Linked DNA regions of Homo sapiens: region 2 is linked to region 1. A link is a contact called in ENCODE Hi-C or POLR2A ChIA-PET data. All regions are on one chromosome and are shown on one strand. Each heading gives the region's core, a stretch centred on a gene start or an enhancer-like site at or near the end of the contact. The rest is flanking DNA. Distances are from core to core; before and after follow the strand shown. Region 1 overlaps CEP131 (centrosomal protein 131). Region 2 overlaps SLC38A10 (solute carrier family 38 member 10).

Region 1 (5,530 bases), core at 1,180-3,679:
GATCCTCGCTTAGCGTCCGCTTCTCCGAGCGCTCTGATCCTCGCTTAGCGTCCGCTTCTCCGAGCGCTCTGATCCTCGCTTAGCGTCCGCTTCTCCGAGCGCTCTGATCCTCGCTTAGCGTCCGCTTCTCCGAGCGCTCTGATCCTCGCTTAGCGTCCGCTTCTCCGAGCGCTCTGATCCTTGCTTAGTGTCTGCTGCGCAGCCTCCCCTCCACCCCTTTCCACGGACCTGGAACCGCTGGGCAGTTGGCTGCACTCACTACCAGGTCTTGCAGCACCTGGTCTTGGTTGCGTCTCCTTAGTCCTCATCGTGACCCCACAGAGTCGCTCTGGGTGCCCACCCTGCTGACGGAGGAGACCGCGGGGTGAAGGGTCCCCAGGGGTTCTCATCCACTGAAGGTGGGAGCTCGCGGTTCCTGGGAGCTGGTGGGTGACAGTGAGCAGCTCCCTTCCCGCCCTCCCTCTGCCAGGGGTGAAGGGCTCCTGCTTGATGCGGGGACGGGGAAGCTCTTAGAGGTCGGGCCTGAGCCCCCCTCGCGCTGCCCTGCTGTCCAGTGCTCCTGCCCCTCTGACCACCCACTGCCTTTGAGGCCACTTGGGCCACCTGTAACCCTAGGGCCACCCCTCTGTTCTCTGACTGCGTTTCTCCAAAGCTGGCGGAGGCTGAGCAAACTGGTGAGTGAGCCTTTGCTGCATAATTAACTGTTTTCTCCCTTTTTGCAGGAGGCCACAGGGCCTGGGGGCTCCCAGGCCATCAACAACCTTAGAAGATCCAACAGCACCACGCAGGTCAGCCAGCCTCGGAGCGGCTCCCCCAGGTAACCCCTAAGGCCCTTGGATAACCCTGGCCCCTTCCCGGGACCTCAGGTGCCCCACCCTGGCCTGCTCCTCCCTGCCTCTGCTCTGCCCTTCCTCCAGCCTCCTGGGTCCCGGGCCCTTGCTGGCTAGTGAGGCCTGGAGTGACCTCACGGGCCAGCTTTGTGTCCCAGGCCTCCTCTCGCATTGGGGCGGGAGGCCTGAGGCAGACACTCTCCTGCACTGCATCCCTCCCTTCCTCCTTGCTGTCCCGGCGGCTGCTGGGACCCTGCCTGAGGGCTCCGCTGAAGCCCTTTCCACCTGCCCTCTGAATGTCAAAAGCTGTCATTTGCGAGAGGGGCAGCACTGTGACCCTTCTGAACCCCCACGCTGTGCGCCCCTGTTCCCACCTTTGCCCACTTAAACCCTGCCACTGTCCCTTGCGGCCTCCAAACCAGCGGGCTGGGGAGGAGCTGCCTCAATGGCCCCAGTGGGGGTGTTGTGGGGAGTGGAGCCGGTGGTGGCCAGCAGCCTCCGGGGGGACATCCTCTAGCCCAGAGTGGTGGGCGAGGTCCTGACACCACCTCCCACCAGGCATTGTCCCCGAGCGAGCAGGGTGCTCCTGTGGGGCCGTGGACCTAATGAAGGCTGAGTTCTGGGTCACCAAGGGCCCCGGGTGGACCCTTCCTGGGAAGACCAAGAACTGCGGCCACCACACCCTATCCAGTGCAGCCTCCGGGAGCCGCTCTTAGCTCAGCAACTAGCTTCGTGGAGTCCCACCAAGCAAGGGACTGCCAAGGCCAGCTGGTGTGTGTGTGTGGTATGTGTGTGGTGTGTGGGTGTGTGGCATAAGTGTGTGTGTGTGGTGTGGTGTGTGGGTGTGTGGTGTGAGTGTGGTGTGTGTGGGGGGTGTGTGGTGTGTGGGTGTGTGGTGTGAGTGGTGTGTGTCTGGGGTGTGGTTTGTGAGTGGTGCATGTGTGGTGTGTGTGTGTGTATGGGGTGTGTGTGGTGTATGGTGTGTGGTGTGTGTGTTATGTGGTGTGTGTGGTGTATGTGTGTGTGTGGTGTGTTTGGTGTGTCACCACCCTCAGCCAGGCCACGGTTTTGATCCCACCTGATCAGTTGTGTTCGGCGCAGCTGTGGCCTCCCATGGGGCAGGGTGGCAGTGGGGATTGGCCACCAGCCCATGCCTTCCAGCTGTGCTTCCCCTTCTGCTCTGAGCAGCAGCAGGTGTGGCTCTTGGTTCACAGGGAAGAGGGTGGCAGCAGAGGCAGCCACGGTATTTAAGGCCCTCGGTGGGCAGCCGGGTGTGCAGGCTCACACCTGCAATCCCAGCACTCTTGGAGGCCAAGGTGAGAGGATCTCTTGAGCCCAGGAGCTCGAGACCAGCCTGGGCAACATAGCCGAAACCCTATCTCTACTAACATAAAAAAAAAAAAAAGAAAAGAAAAAACAAATAAGGCCCTTGTCCCCAGAAACTGTGATCGGTGTGACTGATGAAGCTTCTGATGGAAGCTCACCCTGAACGCCCAGCTCCACTGAGGAACCCTGGCCAGGCACAGTGGTCAGATGGGGGCTTTGGGCCTAGAAACAGAGTTGCTGCTAGTGCCTCAGCCCCTCTGTCCTCGCGGGACCTGCCTGGTCTGTGTGCCTAGCGTCGGCTTCCCGGCTGGTGACTCTTTCCTTGTGTGCCGCCCTCTCTCGGATGCAGGCCAACGGAGCCCACAGACTTCCTGATGCTCTTCGAGGGCAGCCCCAGTGGGAAAAAGAGGCCTGCCAGCCTGAGCACAGCCCCCAGCGAGAAGGGAGCCACCTGGAACGTCCTGGTAAGGTGGTGCATGCGGCCCCACGTCCTGGTCTCTGTGATGGGATTGTGGCCTGGTTCCTAATTTGTTCTCACTGCCTTTGCAAAAGGGCACTGCAGGGAGGGTGTCAAGCTTAGATCTGACATGGCAGACCCCAGGACATCCACCTGTCTGTATGGGAAGTTGGTGGCTCCTCCCGTTTGTGGGAGAGGCAGGGAAGGGATGGGGTGTCTGGGTGTGTGCGGGCGGTGTCATGGGCTGAGCTGTCTGACAGGATGACCAGCCCCGGGGCTTCACCTTGCCATCCAATGCCCGGAGTTCCAGTGCCCTTGACTCACCAGCGGGCCCGCGGAGGAAAGAATGCACCGTGGCCCTGGCCCCCAACTTCACTGCTAACAACAGGTACGACCTGTGCAGGTGCCCACGACGGGCACCAGTGGGAAGCTCCTGGAGTGGAGACTGTGTGTGTCTTTGTCTTGTTTATGGCTCGTTCAGGGTGCTTTGGAATGAATGAATGAGTGAGTGAGTGAAAGAATGGCTTTCATTCCCAAGGGCATAGGCAGGAGGCTGCCAGGTGGCGTCTTGCACATAAGGGGCTCTCGGCCCAGGCTTTGCTCTTAAAGAGTTTCAGGCCTTGGGGAGGCTCACATGGGGCTGAGAGGGTGGGGCCTGGGGAGGGGCCTTGGCTGAGGAGGCTTGTAGGGGGTCCTGGGGAAGCTCCAAAAGAAATAGACTCCAGGCAGCTGCCTCTGAGCCTTCAAGGAGAGTGTGGGCTCCTTGGGCTAGGCCTCAGGGGACCCATGAGTGGAAGGGATTGGGGACACATTTTTCCTCCGGCATTTAGAGCCTTTGCCAAGGGAATAGTCTCAGGGGAGAGACCGTGTGGTTATTCTCCAGGGTTGGCACAGGAAGAATTCTTGCCTTTTTTTTTTTGAGATGGAGTCTTGCTCTGTCACCAGGCTGGAGTGCGGTGGCATGATCTCGGCTCACTGCAACCTCTGACTCCCTGGTTCAAGCGATTCTCCAGCCTCAGCCTCCCGAGTAGCTGAGATTATAAGCACGTGCCACCACGCCACCACGCCCGAGTAATTTTTGTATTTTTTTCGTAGAGACAGGGTTTCACCATGTTGGCCGGGATGGTCTCGATCTCCTGACCTCATGATCCACCCGCCTTGGCCTCCCAAAGTGCTGGGATTATAGGCGTGAGCCACTGCACCCAGCTCAATTCTTGCTTTTTAATTTATTTTTAAGTTAGAGGCAGGTTCTCATCTGTCACCCTGACTGGAGTCCACGATCATAGCTCACTGCAGCCTCTACCTCCTGGGCTCAAGAGATCCTCCCCCTTCAGCCTTCGGAGCAGCTGGGACCACAGGTGCACAACACCACTCCTGGCTAATTTTTAAATTTGTTGTAGAGATGAAGTCTCGCTGTGTTGCCCAGGCTGGTCTCAAACTCCTGGGCTCGGGCAATCCTCCTTCCTTGACCTCCCCAAAAGCCCTGGGATTACAGGTTTGAGCCCCCACACCTGGTCCTAAAATTTACCTTAGTATTTATCAGTTATATGTTCATACACAGCCAAAATGTCAAACAGCACCATAGGCTTAAAATGTGCTGCCCCTCCTACCCTCCCCACCCCTGCCCCTCCTACCTCCCCTCCCGCTGCCCCTCCTACCCCCGCGCCGCCCCTCCTACCCCCCCACCCCTCCTACCCCCATCCCGCTGCCCCTCCTACCCCCCACCCACTGCCCCGCTGCCCCTCCTACCCCACTGCTGCCCCTCCTACCCACACTCTTGCCGCCCCTCCTACCCCTGGCGCCTGCCCCTGAGGAGCAGCATCTTTTCAAGCTATTTCTTCTGGTGTTTTTTTGTTTGTTTGTTTTTGTTTTTGAGACGAAGTCTCGCTCTGTCGCCCAAGCCAGAGTGCAGTGGTGTGATCTCGGCTCACCGCAACCTCCGCTTCCCGGGTTCCAGTGATTCTCTTGCCTCAGCCTCCTGGGTAGCTGGGACTACAGGCGTGTGCCACCACACTAGGCTAATTTTTGTATTTTTAGTAGAGACGGGGTTTCGCTATGTTGGCCAGACTGGTCTCGAACCCCTAACCTTGTGATCCACCCGCCTCAGCCTCCCAAAGTGCTAGGATTATAGGTGTGAGCCACTGCGCCCGGCCATTTAGTGTTTTATTGAAAACATTTATGAATACATGCCATGCTGCTCATTCCTGAACAGCTCAAAATCAGTCCTGGTAGGTTATTCACACCACCCAAATTGGCAGATGAGCCGCGCTCCAAGAACCAGCTGTTGAACGTTTGTGAGTGCAGGCTGGTGCCAGGTGCAGGCCAGGCTGGTGCTGGGCGTGGGCTGGTGCCTGGTGCGGTCCGGTGCAGGTGTGGTCCGGTGCAGGTGTGGTCCGGTGCAGGTGCAGGCTGGTGCAGGTGTGGTCCGGTGCAGGTGCAGGCTGGTGCAGGAGCAGGTTTCGTGCATTGCTCTGCTCTCTGCTTATCCTCATTCCCATCATGTTCTGTTGGTTTGATTTTGGGCCTCTGACATGTTGGTCTTTGCCCAGATGTCTTGGTGGTTCTTGTTAAAAGGGAGGCCCTAGGAGTTAGCTGGAAGCCTATTGCCTGGTGGCTTCACTTCGGGGCACTGGTGCAGAGAGCAAGGCATTGTTGAGTATCCCCACCTACCAGTGTCTGTGGGACCCTCCTCACAGGCTGAGTCTCTCCAGAGACAAACCCCCAGCCCGCCCCAGGGTTCGAGTCCTGGCTGCCCGGTTGCACTGCTGGGGAGGGGTGGCGGTGGCTGTCCTGGGTGAATCACCCATCTCTGCCCCACCTGCAGGGCCAGCTGGGGAGGGCAGGGTGGATGCTAGCGGCTCAAGTGAGGGAAGGGGCTTTGCCGAGCAGCCAGATTCTCCCCTTTGCCTCAAAGCCT
Region 2 (5,137 bases), core at 1,874-4,373, 44 kb before region 1:
GAAACCCTGTCTCTACTAAAGATACAAAAATCAGCCAGGCATTGTGGCAGGTTCCTGTAATTCCAGCTACAGGAGGCTGAGGCATGAAAATTGCTTGAACCTGGGAGGCAGAGGTTGCAGTGAGCCGAAATTGTGCCACTGCACTCCAGCCTGGGCGACACAGCAGGAGTCCATCTTAAAAAAAAGTTGAATTTGTTACTTTAACTAAACTGTAGAGCCTAGCGTCTGCTTTCTGTTAACTAGTTTATTACCCAGTAGGGTGGTACCTTCCCTCTACAGTTTGTCTAGGACTCTCAACTCCAAACTGACAACAGTGTAACTGTCTGTTTCCCTAGACTAACATATCAGGCTGCTCTTAGAAGGCTGGTAGAAAGCTAAGCTAATTGTCCCCATTTTCTTCTCCTATGGGAGCTGGTGAGGCCCCATCTGCTGCTCTGAACTGGACTCTGTGTGAATTCTTCCTCAGACAGCTTCACCTGAGTCCCCCTCGGCTGCAGCGCCTGTCTCAGTGGACATATGGCCTTGCTGGGACAGGGAGGTGGTGATGGCGGTGGTGGTGGTGGTGACGGAGGTGACGACGATGATGGAGGTGATGGCAGTGACGGTGGAGGTGACGGTGATGTAGGTGATGATTATGGAGGTGGTGGCAATGATGCAGCGATGGTGGTGGGGATGGAGATGGTGGTGGTGATGACGATAATGGAGGTGATGGCAATGATGGTAGGGTTGGCAGTGATGGTGGTGATGGTAGTGGTGATGGTGATGATGATGGTGATGGTGGTAGGGATGGAGATGGTGGTGATGATAGCGGTGATGGTGATGATGGTGACGGTGATGATGATGGTGATGGTGGTAGGGATGGAGATGGTGATGATGGTGACGGTGATGATGATGGTGATGGTGGTAGGGATGGAGATGGTGATGATGGTGATGGTGATGGTGATGATGGTGATGTTGGTGGTAGGGATGGAGATGATGGTGATGATGGTGATGTTGATGGTGGTAGGGATGGAGATGATGGTGATGATAGCGGTGATGGTGGTGGTGGTGGTGGAGGTGACGGTGATGACGGTGATGATGGAGGTGATGGTAATGGAGGGGACTGTGGGAGAGTGGGTCGGTGGGCTCGTGCCGCCATCTGGTGGTAATGACTGAGTATTACATGGAGTCTAGTTCTCCCTGCCCCCAGTTAGGTGTAAATCGCATTTTGACATATTTTTGTTGTGAATACACATGAAAAATGACAGTTTTCTGTGCTACTTAGCTGCTAATGATCGAACAGGAAAAAGAAACTGCTTTGACTCTGCCATTTGGCTGGAAAATATGGTAACAGTCCAGGGAGAGCTGCCCCGCTCCTGGAGCTGCTTGGCAGTGCAGTTCCCTAACTGTGCCCTGCTCCCAGCCCAGGATCCGGTTGTGGCCGTGGCTGAGGATGGCCGGGAGAAGCCGAAGCTGCCGAAGGAGAGAGAGGAGCTGGAGCAGGCCCAGATCAAGGGGCCCGTGGATGTGCCTGGACGGGAAGATGGCAAGGAGGCACCGGAGGAGGCACAGCTCGATCGCCCTGGGCAAGGTGCTGGGCACTGGCTGGGGGTGCGGATGGGGAAGGGCGGCCCCGGGTCCTCCTTTGCAGGCTGGACACCCTGCGGGGTGGCTCTCAGGGCTGTGTGTATCTTTTTCCCTTCAGCCCAGCCTAAGTTCTGGTCCTTTTTGTTTTCTCTGTCTTTCAATTCAGATGAATGTCCTGCCCCTCCCAGAGCAACTTGTTTGCAGCTGCCCCTGTTGAACTTTAGCATCAGCTGTGCTTGGCCAGGCAGCAGGGAGGCCGGCAGGGGAGGTGGTATCTGTTGGCCTGTGTCACACTGTTGGGAGCCAGAACCCAGGGAAGAACCCAGTTCTAATTCCCTGGGAAGGGAAGGAGGGGCCTCAGCCTGACCCCATCTGTCCCCCGTGCCCTTGCAGGGATTGCTGTGCCTGTGGGCGAGGCCCACCGCCACGAGCCTCCTGTTCCTCACGACAAGGTGGTGGTAGATGAAGGCCAAGACCGAGAGGTGCCAGAAGAGAACAAACCTCCATCCAGACACGCGGGCGGAAAGGCTCCAGGGGTCCAGGGCCAGATGGCGCCGCCTCTGCCCGACTCAGAAAGAGAGAAACAAGAGCCGGAGCAGGGAGAGGTTGGGAAGAGGCCTGGACAGGCCCAGGCCTTGGAGGAGGCGGGTGATCTTCCTGAAGATCCCCAGAAAGTTCCAGAAGCAGATGGTCAGCCAGCTGTCCAGCCTGCAAAGGAGGACCTGGGGCCAGGAGACAGGGGCCTGCATCCTCGGCCCCAGGCAGTGCTGTCTGAGCAGCAGAACGGCCTGGCGGTGGGTGGAGGGGAAAAGGCCAAGGGGGGACCGCCGCCAGGCAACGCCGCCGGGGACACAGGGCAGCCCGCAGAGGACAGCGACCACGGTGGGTGTCAGCCTGGGCTCGTGTCGGAAGACACTCCCCTCTTGGGCTGGGGAGGCTGGGCAGGGGCAGCAGAATCGATGGTTCCTCCCTCAGTCCCCAGTCTCTCTCCCTGCACCAGATTAGCATGCAAATGGAGCGGGCCCCGGCAGCTGGTGGGGACAGGAAGAGGCTGGTGGCTGACAGCTACTGTAATATCTGTCACACAGTTGTTTGCCAGACCACTAAATGTCAGGTGCCGCGCTGTGCTCGTGTGTCTGGGCGCACACGGGGGGCGGCGCGGGGGGCGCCTGACAGGTAACACGTTGTTAAGTGCCCGTCTAAGAGCTGCTTAGGACAGTTCTTGCATTTTAATTGCGAAGGCAGTTACCATTGGCTCATTGCCACAAGCCTATGAGGTTGTTAAATATTTTTTTATTGCTTCGCTAGTAATCATCAGGTTGAATATAAACTGTGCTGACGGGGGTGTCACTTTAGAAACATCTGCCACTTCCTTTTGTCCCGCCCTTGCCTTCTGTCCCCCAACCCCCCAAACCCTCCCTTGACTTTCCTGCAAAACCTTCTGAGTCTTCACCGTGTGTGCAGGTGGGAAGCCTCCCCTCCCAGCGGAGAAGCCGGCTCCAGGGCCTGGGCTGCCGCCCGAGCCTCGCGAGCAGAGGGACGTGGAGCGAGCGGGTGGAAACCAGGCGGCCAGCCAGCTGGAGGGTAAGGCCTCCGCCCTACAGCCGCCTGCCTCAGGCCCAGGGAGCGGCAGCCCCCTCCCCCAGCCCTGGGGTGATGCCCAGGTCATCCTCGGGAGCCCTGCCAGGCCCCCCTTCTCTTTCCAGCCGCCTGCTGAGCAGACCCCTCGGAGAGCTTTCTGCTCCCTTCCCATCAGCAGCTTGCTTTCTGGGAACCTTTTATCTGCCTTACTCCCCTTTAAACACCTGCGGCATCGTCACATGGCTTGTGATTACCGTTTTATCTCCCTTGCTCCCCTTTAAAACACCTGCGGCATTGTCACTTGGCTTGTGATTACCATTTCGTCTTTAAAGCAGGTTTGTTAACAGTTTTAACACTCGGAGTATTTAAAGCCAGCCAGGTGTGGGCGTGCCTGCACCCAGATGTGGAGGTTTATTTTAAGGCTGTGCCCCAAGGGGACCCAGTTTGGGGGTGGCTGTGCCCGCCCTGGTCCTAGCATAGCCCTGGCCCAGAGCACTGCTCCCACACCCTCGGGCCTCGGAGCTCGGCTGTGTTCATCTACAGGGATCTGTCACCTGTCCCTCCAGGAAAGCTCCTTACGCCTTTGCTCTCCTGAGAATAAAACTTGCTCTGAATCCTCCTCCAAACTTCTCGCCCCTTGGGTCTCAGCTGTTGGCTTTTTGCGACCCCTCCTTGTGGCCTCATGCAGTTGGGTAGCAGCAGCCCCGTCTGTGAGCCTGCTGGGGACAGGCTTCTGTGCCATGTCCTCTCCCAGGCTAGGGGTCCACCCGCCCTCTGAGGGTGTGTGGCTGGGCCCCCGCTCACCAAAAGTCACGTGCATTTGGTGGCAGTGTCCAAGCCTTCTCTCAAGATGGTCAACCCTGCCCCATGCGGGGTCCACGTGTGCCTCAGCATTGAGAGGGTCTGTTCCAGGGATCTGTGTGGGGGTCGCAGGGCACAGCCGCTCCAGCCTCCTGTGCCAAGCCCCTGGGAGCAGGTGTGGGAGCTCCGGGCCAGCCCTGGCACGGGCACCTCCCAGGATGTTCGTAAGACACACGCTTCCTGCCCGCGCATCTTGCCCTGTGGCCTCAGGACAGCCGGTCCGAGGGAGGGCAGGTGCAGCAGCCACGTCCCAGTCGCTGCGGCCTGGCTTCTCCAGGTGCAGCTCGCCCTCCTTGCACCTGCAGCGCGGAAGGCAGAGCCAAAAGGCGCCCCCTGGGCTCCCGGAGCTCTGAGCCACTTCAGGAGTTCGGGCATGTGGGGTTTTGTCTCCGGTTTTAGTCTGGCCATGTTTGTTGGTTCCAATTCCTATGCTCTGTTACCTGAACCTGTTTGATTCTTTTGATTTTCTTCTTTCTGAAAAAGACTTTTCACGGTTTCCTATTCTGCCTTTCTTCCGTATGCCTCTCAACGGGACGAGCAGCTGAAATTAAAAAGATAGTAGCAGGTACGAACCCAAAGGAGTGTGCTGAAGTCAAGAGCCTGTCTGGCGGGCCACAGACCTGAGCGCAGCCCCTCGGTGGCACACCTGCCCCAGGGACAGCCCTGCATGGGGACACGTGTCAGGCCCCAGACCTGCGCACGCACCCAGGCTCAGCCACAGCCCCTCAGGCAGGGTCCCGATGCCCACTCTGCTCCCTTGTGTTACAAATGCCGTGGTCCTTCTCAGCCCTGCTGTGGCCTTGCCTGTCATCAGAGGGCAGCTGGTCTCTGCAAGCGTCTGAGTGCAGGCTGCTTAGGGCACCAGCCAAGGGGGGACGCTGCCTGCACTGCTGCCTCATGGGCCACCTTGACAGATCTGCATGGGTCTCAACAGGTGGGTGGCTTCGTGCCTTCTGCAGCCCAGTCCCCGTGGTCTTGGTGGGCTCTGGCTGTAGGAACAGCCTGTCTCCTCCACGGTGCTTCACATGTGTCCCACGTGGCTTCTGGCTGGACGTGGCATGGCTCCTTCCCCCCTCCCCCTCTTTTTTCCTCCTCTTCCTCTTCCTTCCTCCCTCCTCTTCCCTCCTCC

The links. Hi-C counts contacts between places; a loop is a spot of excess contacts on that map. ChIA-PET counts read pairs that join two places held with the same protein, here RNA polymerase II (POLR2A). Pooled maps may share reads with other maps.
Region 2: a map of OCI-LY7 shows a loop between it and region 1 (9-fold over the local background). The contact joins two enhancer-like sites. A Hi-C loop is called at or near these places in 1 of 168 maps with a recorded cell type or tissue (OCI-LY7) and 2 of 50 pooled maps. POLR2A ChIA-PET finds 5 or more read pairs at or near these places in 1 of 52 experiments (activated CD4-positive, alpha-beta T cell).

What each region holds. Positions count from the first base shown.
Region 1 is chr17:81,204,215-81,209,744 of GRCh38, reverse strand. It overlaps CEP131 (centrosomal protein 131), which reads left to right. Exons shown (of 26, transcript NM_014984.4): 3 at 723-817; 4 at 2,506-2,620; 5 at 2,874-3,001. Among named protein-coding and RNA genes, the nearest start is that of CEP131, 16 kb to the left of the region's middle. Within about 2 kb of position 2,429, at least 2 of the 41 ENCODE cell types and tissues checked have a DNase peak (open chromatin) inside an H3K27ac peak, as active enhancers do; they include OCI-LY7, where a contact is called at or near this core.
Region 2 is chr17:81,249,506-81,254,642 of GRCh38, reverse strand. SLC38A10 (solute carrier family 38 member 10) reads left to right here. Exons shown (of 16, transcript NM_001037984.3): 12 at 1,403-1,570; 13 at 1,960-2,448; 14 at 3,031-3,150. Among named protein-coding and RNA genes, the nearest start is that of NDUFAF8, 13 kb to the right of the region's middle. RefSeq lists an enhancer at 2,295-2,962. Within about 2 kb of position 3,123, at least 3 of the 41 ENCODE cell types and tissues checked have a DNase peak (open chromatin) inside an H3K27ac peak, as active enhancers do; they include OCI-LY7, where a contact is called at or near this core.